2 separate regions of the Homo sapiens genome follow, and region 2 is linked to region 1. A link is a contact called in ENCODE Hi-C or POLR2A ChIA-PET data. All regions are on one chromosome and are shown on one strand. The core of a region is the stretch at or near the end of the contact, and the rest is flanking DNA. Distances in the headings are between cores, read along the strand shown. Region 1 overlaps RAB27B (RAB27B, member RAS oncogene family). Region 2 overlaps CCDC68 (coiled-coil domain containing 68).

The links. A loop is a pair of places that touch in the nucleus more often than their neighbours do. ChIA-PET counts read pairs that join two places held with the same protein, here RNA polymerase II (POLR2A).
Region 2: a loop to region 1 is called in a map of Calu3, with 2.8 times the contacts of the local background. The contact joins two enhancer-like sites. A Hi-C loop is called at or near these places in 2 of 168 maps with a recorded cell type or tissue (Calu3 and endothelial cell of hepatic sinusoid). POLR2A ChIA-PET finds 5 or more read pairs at or near these places in 3 of 52 experiments (Panc1, activated CD8-positive, alpha-beta memory T cell and naive thymus-derived CD4-positive, alpha-beta T cell).

Annotation. Positions count from the first base shown.
Region 1 is chr18:54,871,966-54,875,540 of GRCh38, reverse strand. The region is part of intron 1 of RAB27B (RAB27B, member RAS oncogene family); the gene reads right to left. Among named protein-coding and RNA genes, the nearest start is that of RAB27B, 45 kb to the right of the region's middle. Within about 2 kb of position 1,505, at least 2 of the 41 ENCODE cell types and tissues checked have a DNase peak (open chromatin) inside an H3K27ac peak, as active enhancers do.
Region 2 is chr18:54,944,715-54,948,033 of GRCh38, reverse strand. CCDC68 (coiled-coil domain containing 68) reads left to right here. Exons shown (of 12, transcript NM_025214.3): 2 at 2,557-2,646. Among named protein-coding and RNA genes, the nearest start is that of CCDC68, 13 kb to the left of the region's middle. Within about 2 kb of position 1,758, at least 16 of the 41 ENCODE cell types and tissues checked have a DNase peak (open chromatin) inside an H3K27ac peak, as active enhancers do.

The DNA.
Region 1 (3,575 bases), core at 256-2,755:
CTAGACAAAGCATAATCATTTCTTAGGAAGAGATCCATAGCACCCATCAAGACCCGTCTTCCTTAATAAAAGGATACACATGTCTCAATTATTGCCATGAAGGATACACATGTCTCAATTATTCCAATACAGACATTGGAAAATGTCTATTTTGTGTGACTGCCAAGAATGGACTGGTTTCTCAGATTCTCCAAAAAAAAATTTGTTTTTGGAGAAGACAGGATCTCACTCTGTCATCTAGGCTAAAGTGCAGTGGCATGATCAGGGCTCACTGCAGCATCGACCTTCCCTGGTTTAGGTGATCCTCCCAACTCAGCCTTCCTGGTAGCTGGGACTACAAACACACGCCTCCACACCTGGTTATTTTTGTGTGTATTTTTTGTATAAATGGGGTTTTGCTATGTTGCCCAGGCTGGTTTCAAACTCCTGGGCTCAAGCAATCCACCCATTTCAGCTTCCGAAAGTGCTGGGATTACAGACATGAGCCACCACGCTCAGCCTGGTAAAATATTTTACCAGGACTGTATCATTGAATATGTTGCTGCTCTTATTCTTAGTTGCTGCTCTTAGTCAACCCAAATAGATAGCTAGAGAAGTTTTCTGCCATAGTATGATTTCCCCCCACACTTAAGGTCTGTTATCACCATCACTCTACCTTTTTCCCTCTTCCCCTAAACTTGCTCATGTAAAACTATTTTGGAGGGTGATAATGTTTGTCATTTCACTAGTAGAATTGGATGAAACTGTTAATTTTCAGAAAAAAGAAAGTGCTTAAATTTATTATACGATATTAGTAACTAAAGCCAAATTCTTCCCTAGGCAAAAGCCTTAATTTTTTTAGCAGTTTTTGCAGTGGGGGTGTGAAATTGAAGACATTGGATTTCGTGGCTCCCAGAAAAAGTGAAAAGAATGGAGTCAATAAGACACATCTACATACTTTAAAATTTTGCTTAAAGCTAACTTTTTTTTTTTTTTTTTAGCAAATGTGTGTGTATGAATGCGTGACAGTCTCAAGAAACACTAAGTCATGAGCAAATCTAGTTAAATGTCTTCAATACGTAGTGTCAGGCCCAAAGATGAAAATTTTAAAAATGGAAGTTCTAGTCTAGCTTCTGACAAGGTCTGAATTACTTAAAAGTGAAATAAGGATCTGAGAAAATACAACGTAATTTTGCAAGGTAGAATGATTAATTGATAAATGAGTCAAATCCTGGTTGTGTTTTCAATTCAAACAAAACAGTGTCTTCAGGGACTGCAGTGATCCAAGAAGACTGCAGAGGAAGGAAAATTTGCATTTAACCTTATAGCGTGGAGGGGAATTAGACATGAGGAGAGGAGATACAGGACCATAGCATGGGAGATTACTTCCCACTTGTAGAATGAGACTATTACCACTTGCTAACTACACGACCTATCATGTTTTCCTGATTGGCAGCCAGACTGTTCTCTGTCTTTTGTACATAAACCTGCCTGGGGCAATACTGGTGCCACCTCCCAGTCAAAGTCTAATCCAGAGTGAACAATCCAGGCTAACACAAATCAATTCCACTGTGGCCCACATTGCCTCTTTTCTATAAGTGAAGGGTGCTGGACACTTCCTGACATTTAACACAAATTCCACCTGAAATGAATGCAAAGCTTGGCACTGTGGAAAAATCTTCATTTTTCCAATAGGCTATTTGACATATTAAGCTAGGTATGAGACAGTTCACTTCTAAGCTCCTTTCAAAAATGAATTTTATTTCTTATTTTTTATATCACTACTCTCCTCTCTCTCTCACTCTGTCTATGTCTGTCTCTGTCAACACACTCACACACACACACACACACACACACACACACACACACACACACAGGATTTGGCTCAGCTCCTCTTTTTATTATTATGTGATTTTTTTGAGTCCTAAAATCATATAGCCTCAATATTCTATTGTTGGTTGTTGGCATGGCAAATACAACACCATAAAAAAAAAGCCTTGGCAAATTTTCCTAGAACTGGGCTAAAAAAAATGATGTGGGAAGGATCAAAAGGCTGACAAGTTTAACAGTATTGTTTATTCCTGTACAATGACTGATGGTCTTGCTGGTTCTTGGTTCTGTGGATATAAAAGGGAAGAAAAGGCCAGAAGACTGCAGTGTTTCAGGAAATGCATCTCACTTAGTCTTTATCGTGGTATCACAAGCTGTACCACAAGAACCAGGAGGACTTTTAGATACAGACAAGCCCTTCATGGGAAGGCAAGGGGCTAAAAAGAGTAGGGAAAAGAACTGAAATGTATCACACCCATGAGGCTCTGTTTAATGAAGAGTCGTAAAGGTAAAAAGGAATTCAAGTAATCAGGTGGTCTAGCCCCTCAGTTTTTGGATGAGAAGTCATATACAGAGAAGGAAAATCCAAGATTATTATTATAATTTGAAATACAAATTGTGTTAGAAACAAAGTAGGAATATTTTTATTTTATATGGAAAGGGAATTTTATCCTGGATATATGCAGAAACAGAATTTCCATAGCTAGAATATCTCAAATGAAGTTGCTCATGGATTCACTCTTCCCCACTCTATCTCTCAGCTCCTGCTATTTTTGTTTAATGTAAGTTCCATTAGCACAGAAACTTGATCTCTTTTGTCTACTGCTGGATCCACAGAGCTCAGCTCAGTGGCTGCCATATAGAAGGAGCTCAATACATATTTGTTGAGTGTATAAATTTATTTAAGCTATCTGCAGCCATGCAAATGTCATGATTAATGAAATTAATCTCATGAGCCATTTGTGGAAGTGGTGTCCATCCGAGTGCAAGGACTTGGATTCTCCCTTCTTATCAATGAGGTAAGTATTTAGATTAAAGACTCACTGTATTGCTTTCCAGGTCTAGCTTCCTGAGTTCATTTTTCTTTTTTCTTTTTTTTTTTTTTTAAGGCAGAGTTTCACTCTTCTTGCCCAGGCTGGAGTGCAATGGCGCCATCTCAGCTCACCGCAACCTCCACCTCCCGAGTTAAAGCCATTCTCCTGTCTCAGCCTCCTGAGTAGCTGGGATTACAGGCATGCACCACCATGCCTGGCTAATTTTGTATTTTTGGTAGAGATGGGGTTTCTCCATTTTGTTCAGGCTGGTCTCGAACTCCCAACCTCAGGTGATCCGCCCGCCTCGGCCTCCCAAAGTGCTGGGATTACAGGCATGAGCCACTGTGCCTGGCCCCTGAGCTCATTTTTCTATCTTAAGTTGCACAAGAGTACAAAACCTTCTCAAAATAGAATATATCTTCAGAGGAATAGTTTCAAACAACATGAGAAAAGGCAAAGCACAGAGATACTGCACTTGAAAGTAAAATTTGTGCTAGCAGAGAACACATAAAGCTGTCGGTTGAATAGGTCAGGGCTCAGAGAACTGGGCTCCTCCGTATAAGCATCCATTTGCCATCTAACATACTCTCATCACCACCTCTCACTTGCATGGCATTTTGCATGGCTCTGAGGATATACTCCTTGCTCGCCAGTGGGGAGCTTGGCAAATGCTACAGTTACGTGTTGATGGCTACTCCACATTTGGAATTACCCACACAAACTTTGGTGCTC
Region 2 (3,319 bases), core at 509-3,008, 72 kb before region 1:
AGAGCACAAGGTTTAGTTAGATTCTCCTGGGTGCCTGGTGGTGTGGTGGTTTATCACATGGATTATGGTTCACAATAACGTGTGTGCATTGCTTTGTAGATTGTAAACTCTTCAATAGATGTTAGCATCATTGTTTGAGGAAACTGACAAATTATCGGTGCATTAGCAATAAGGAATTTCTCCCCCGGGTTTGCTAGTCTTAAAGTCCCCCAAAGCAATTTTTCCTTCATAGCCCAGTAACAGATTATTTAAAATATAACCTGCTTCTTTCCTGGAAGAAAGGAAACCACCCAGATTTCATGTCAGCCTTAATTGTGGATAGTGGTTTCATATTTTATGTACTTGTTTGACAAATATGTACAAATCATTTATTATATATTAAATGTGCTGCTATAAGTGCTTGACAAATATTAACTCATGAACAACCCCACATTGATTATTGTTAATAATTAATGTTATTTTCATTTTACTGTTAAGGAAACCGAGGCACAGAGAAGTTAAGGGACTTGACAGAGGTCACACAGGTATGGAGTGGCAGAATGGAGCCATGAGACTAGGCAGGCTGCCTCTAAACTGTTTCAGCTGTGGAACCTTCTTTCTTCACAGAAAGCCTCATGGAAAAATTCAGTGTGTGAGACAGAATAAAGCAGAGCTGGGGTGGTTGAAGTTGAGGTGGCAGAGCCCTGTCTATTCAGCAGCCCTCTGCCTCCTCCCTGGGAGCCCTGTTTGAAAGGCACTTGTCTAGGAAATACCTCCTCTTGGCGTGATGCCACCTGTAAGCTGTCTTCAATCCATTCTAGCATAAGACAAATAAAAGTCTTTCCTTACTTTAATTAACTGATTGTGATTTATTTTGAAAATTTTATCCCCTTAATCTACTTCTGGCTGAAATAAAATGCTAACATGGATTTTCCCCAGGATAGTAATGCCATATGGCAATTTGGACTTCGCCGGCTTATGTTCCCCTTGGGTTTCTTTATACCAACCAAGGACTCTGGGTACAAAAGTTTTCTGAACCAAAGACAGAAATGGAATTTAATTTCATATGGATACAGTTATAAAGCTTTGCAACCAGATAGATGTGAACTACCTGCCCTGCTTGTCTTCTGTGGCTATTGATAATATAAAATAACAGGGCAACACTATTGACAGTGACTGTCCAGTGAGTGCCTTCTGCTAGCAGGCATTTAAAAAAAAAAAACTCATTTTCCTATCTCTAGGTGTTATCACCCCTACCTGACAGCTATGTAAGTGAAGACAAAGATTTTATGTAACTTGTTTAAGGTGGCCCAACCAGTGAGTGGAAAAGGTGGGAAGTTTTCAGAAATATCAGTCATCAAGAAACAAAATTCCTTGATTTTAAGAATAAAAGGTACATAAGAGAGTATATTTTAGGATAAAAGACATAAGGCCCGATGCAATTTTCAAATTATGAAAGAGCCTGAGAAGGCAGTGGGATTCATTCTAAAGAGCGATTCATTCCTATGATAAAATGCCTCTTATGATTTGTTAATGTACACATTGCATAACATACTAAAAAGGAAAATGAAAGTAAATCAGTCAAATGGGACTGTAGATCCAGGGTACTGTACTGGAGGAAAAAAACAAACTCAGGCCAGATCGATTGCTTTGCTTGCCTCTATTTTCCCACTGGTCCTGCCCCCACTCCTTGCCAAGCCCCAACCCAAAGGTCAGCAAACGTTTCCTGTAAAGGGCTAGATAAGGAAATATTTTAGGCGTTGCCTGCCACGTACTTTCTCTGTCACAACTACTGAACTCTGCTGTTTGTGGCGCCAAAGCGACATAAAAGATATGTACATGAATGGCTATCTTGTATTAGAGTAAAACTTCATTTATAGGCACTACATTTGAACTTCATATAATTTTCATGTGTCTTGAAATGTTCTCCTTTGATTTTTTCCAACCATTTTTATGAATACTAAATTTGAAATTCATATAATTTTCATGTGCCATGAAATGTTATTCTTCTTTTGATTTTTTTGTTTGACCATTCAAAAATGTAAGAACCATTCTTAGCTCTGGGGCTGTACAAACAGGAGGGAAACTGGATTGAGCTCCCAGGCTGGGGTTTGCTGACCCCTACCCTGGCCTGACCATCCTCTCTCTGGCTTCCAAGCACACTGCATATTGACTCTATGGGTGTTTCTCTTACTTCAAGCATTTAAATGTTGTTTTGCACCAATATCTTAATCCCGGAAGATACTTCAGAGGACCCAGTAAGAGACGTACTTCCATTCACAGTTTGCAAAAGCACACTTGCAGAGTTGCTGCTGCCAAATCAACTTCAGCGGAAACAAATATTTAATAGAAGCCATAGCTGCTAAGAGGATTTATAATAAAATGGAAAATTCTTGGCATCCTCTGTCAATTTCATTGAAGATTAAAGGATAAATGCAGGACTTTGTAGTATCCCCAGAAGCGATCTTGTTTCAAAGTGATGCCCTCAAATATGCAAATTCTTTGTGTTTTTTTTTGCAGCCTAGCTCACAACTGTTAGATTTTAAATATTTTGTTGTTGTTATTGTTTCTCTCCAGGGAAGCCAGTCTTAATATGATGGAAACATCTCTGAACTTCTAAAAGACCAAGGTTGGCGTTTTAGCTCTATTAATTTTACTTCGTCTTGGGTAAGTTAATGTTACTATGGGAGTGGAGTCTTGGCTTCTTATCAGTAACATAGGATTAATAATCCTACCTCACAGGGCTTTTTATTATAGTTTAATTATTAGTTATTTACTATTTATTATAGAAATTTCAAACAAAACCAAAATACATAGAGGAATACAATGAACCCTATAGACTCATCACCCAGTTTCAATAGTTATCTATGTTTTGCTAAATTTCCTTAATCTTTATCCGCATGTCCTTTTTACCTCTCTCTTTGAGTTTTAAAGCAGTTCCAAATGTAACACAATTTCACCTGCAAATATGTCAGTAGGTATTACTAAAAGATACAATCCTTTTAAAGAATGTCACAATTATCACAGCTAGCAAAATTACAACAATTCTTTAACATCACATGTTATCCAGTTAGTCTAAAAAATGTCTTTACATAGTTGATTTTTTTGAATCAAAATCCAAACAAGATTCATATGTTGCATTTGGTCCTGTATCTCTTAAGATCCTTAATTTATGTTAAGATTGATTAATGGTGTCTCTCAGGTTAAAGTTTCCTCATTAAATATTCACTAATGTTTTTAGCTTTAGGTGATGATGCTTAGGTTTTTTTACTTCATCAAGGGTTGCAAAATATAGATTTTCTAATTTTATCTCTCCTTTTGAATTTATTAGCTGGAATTC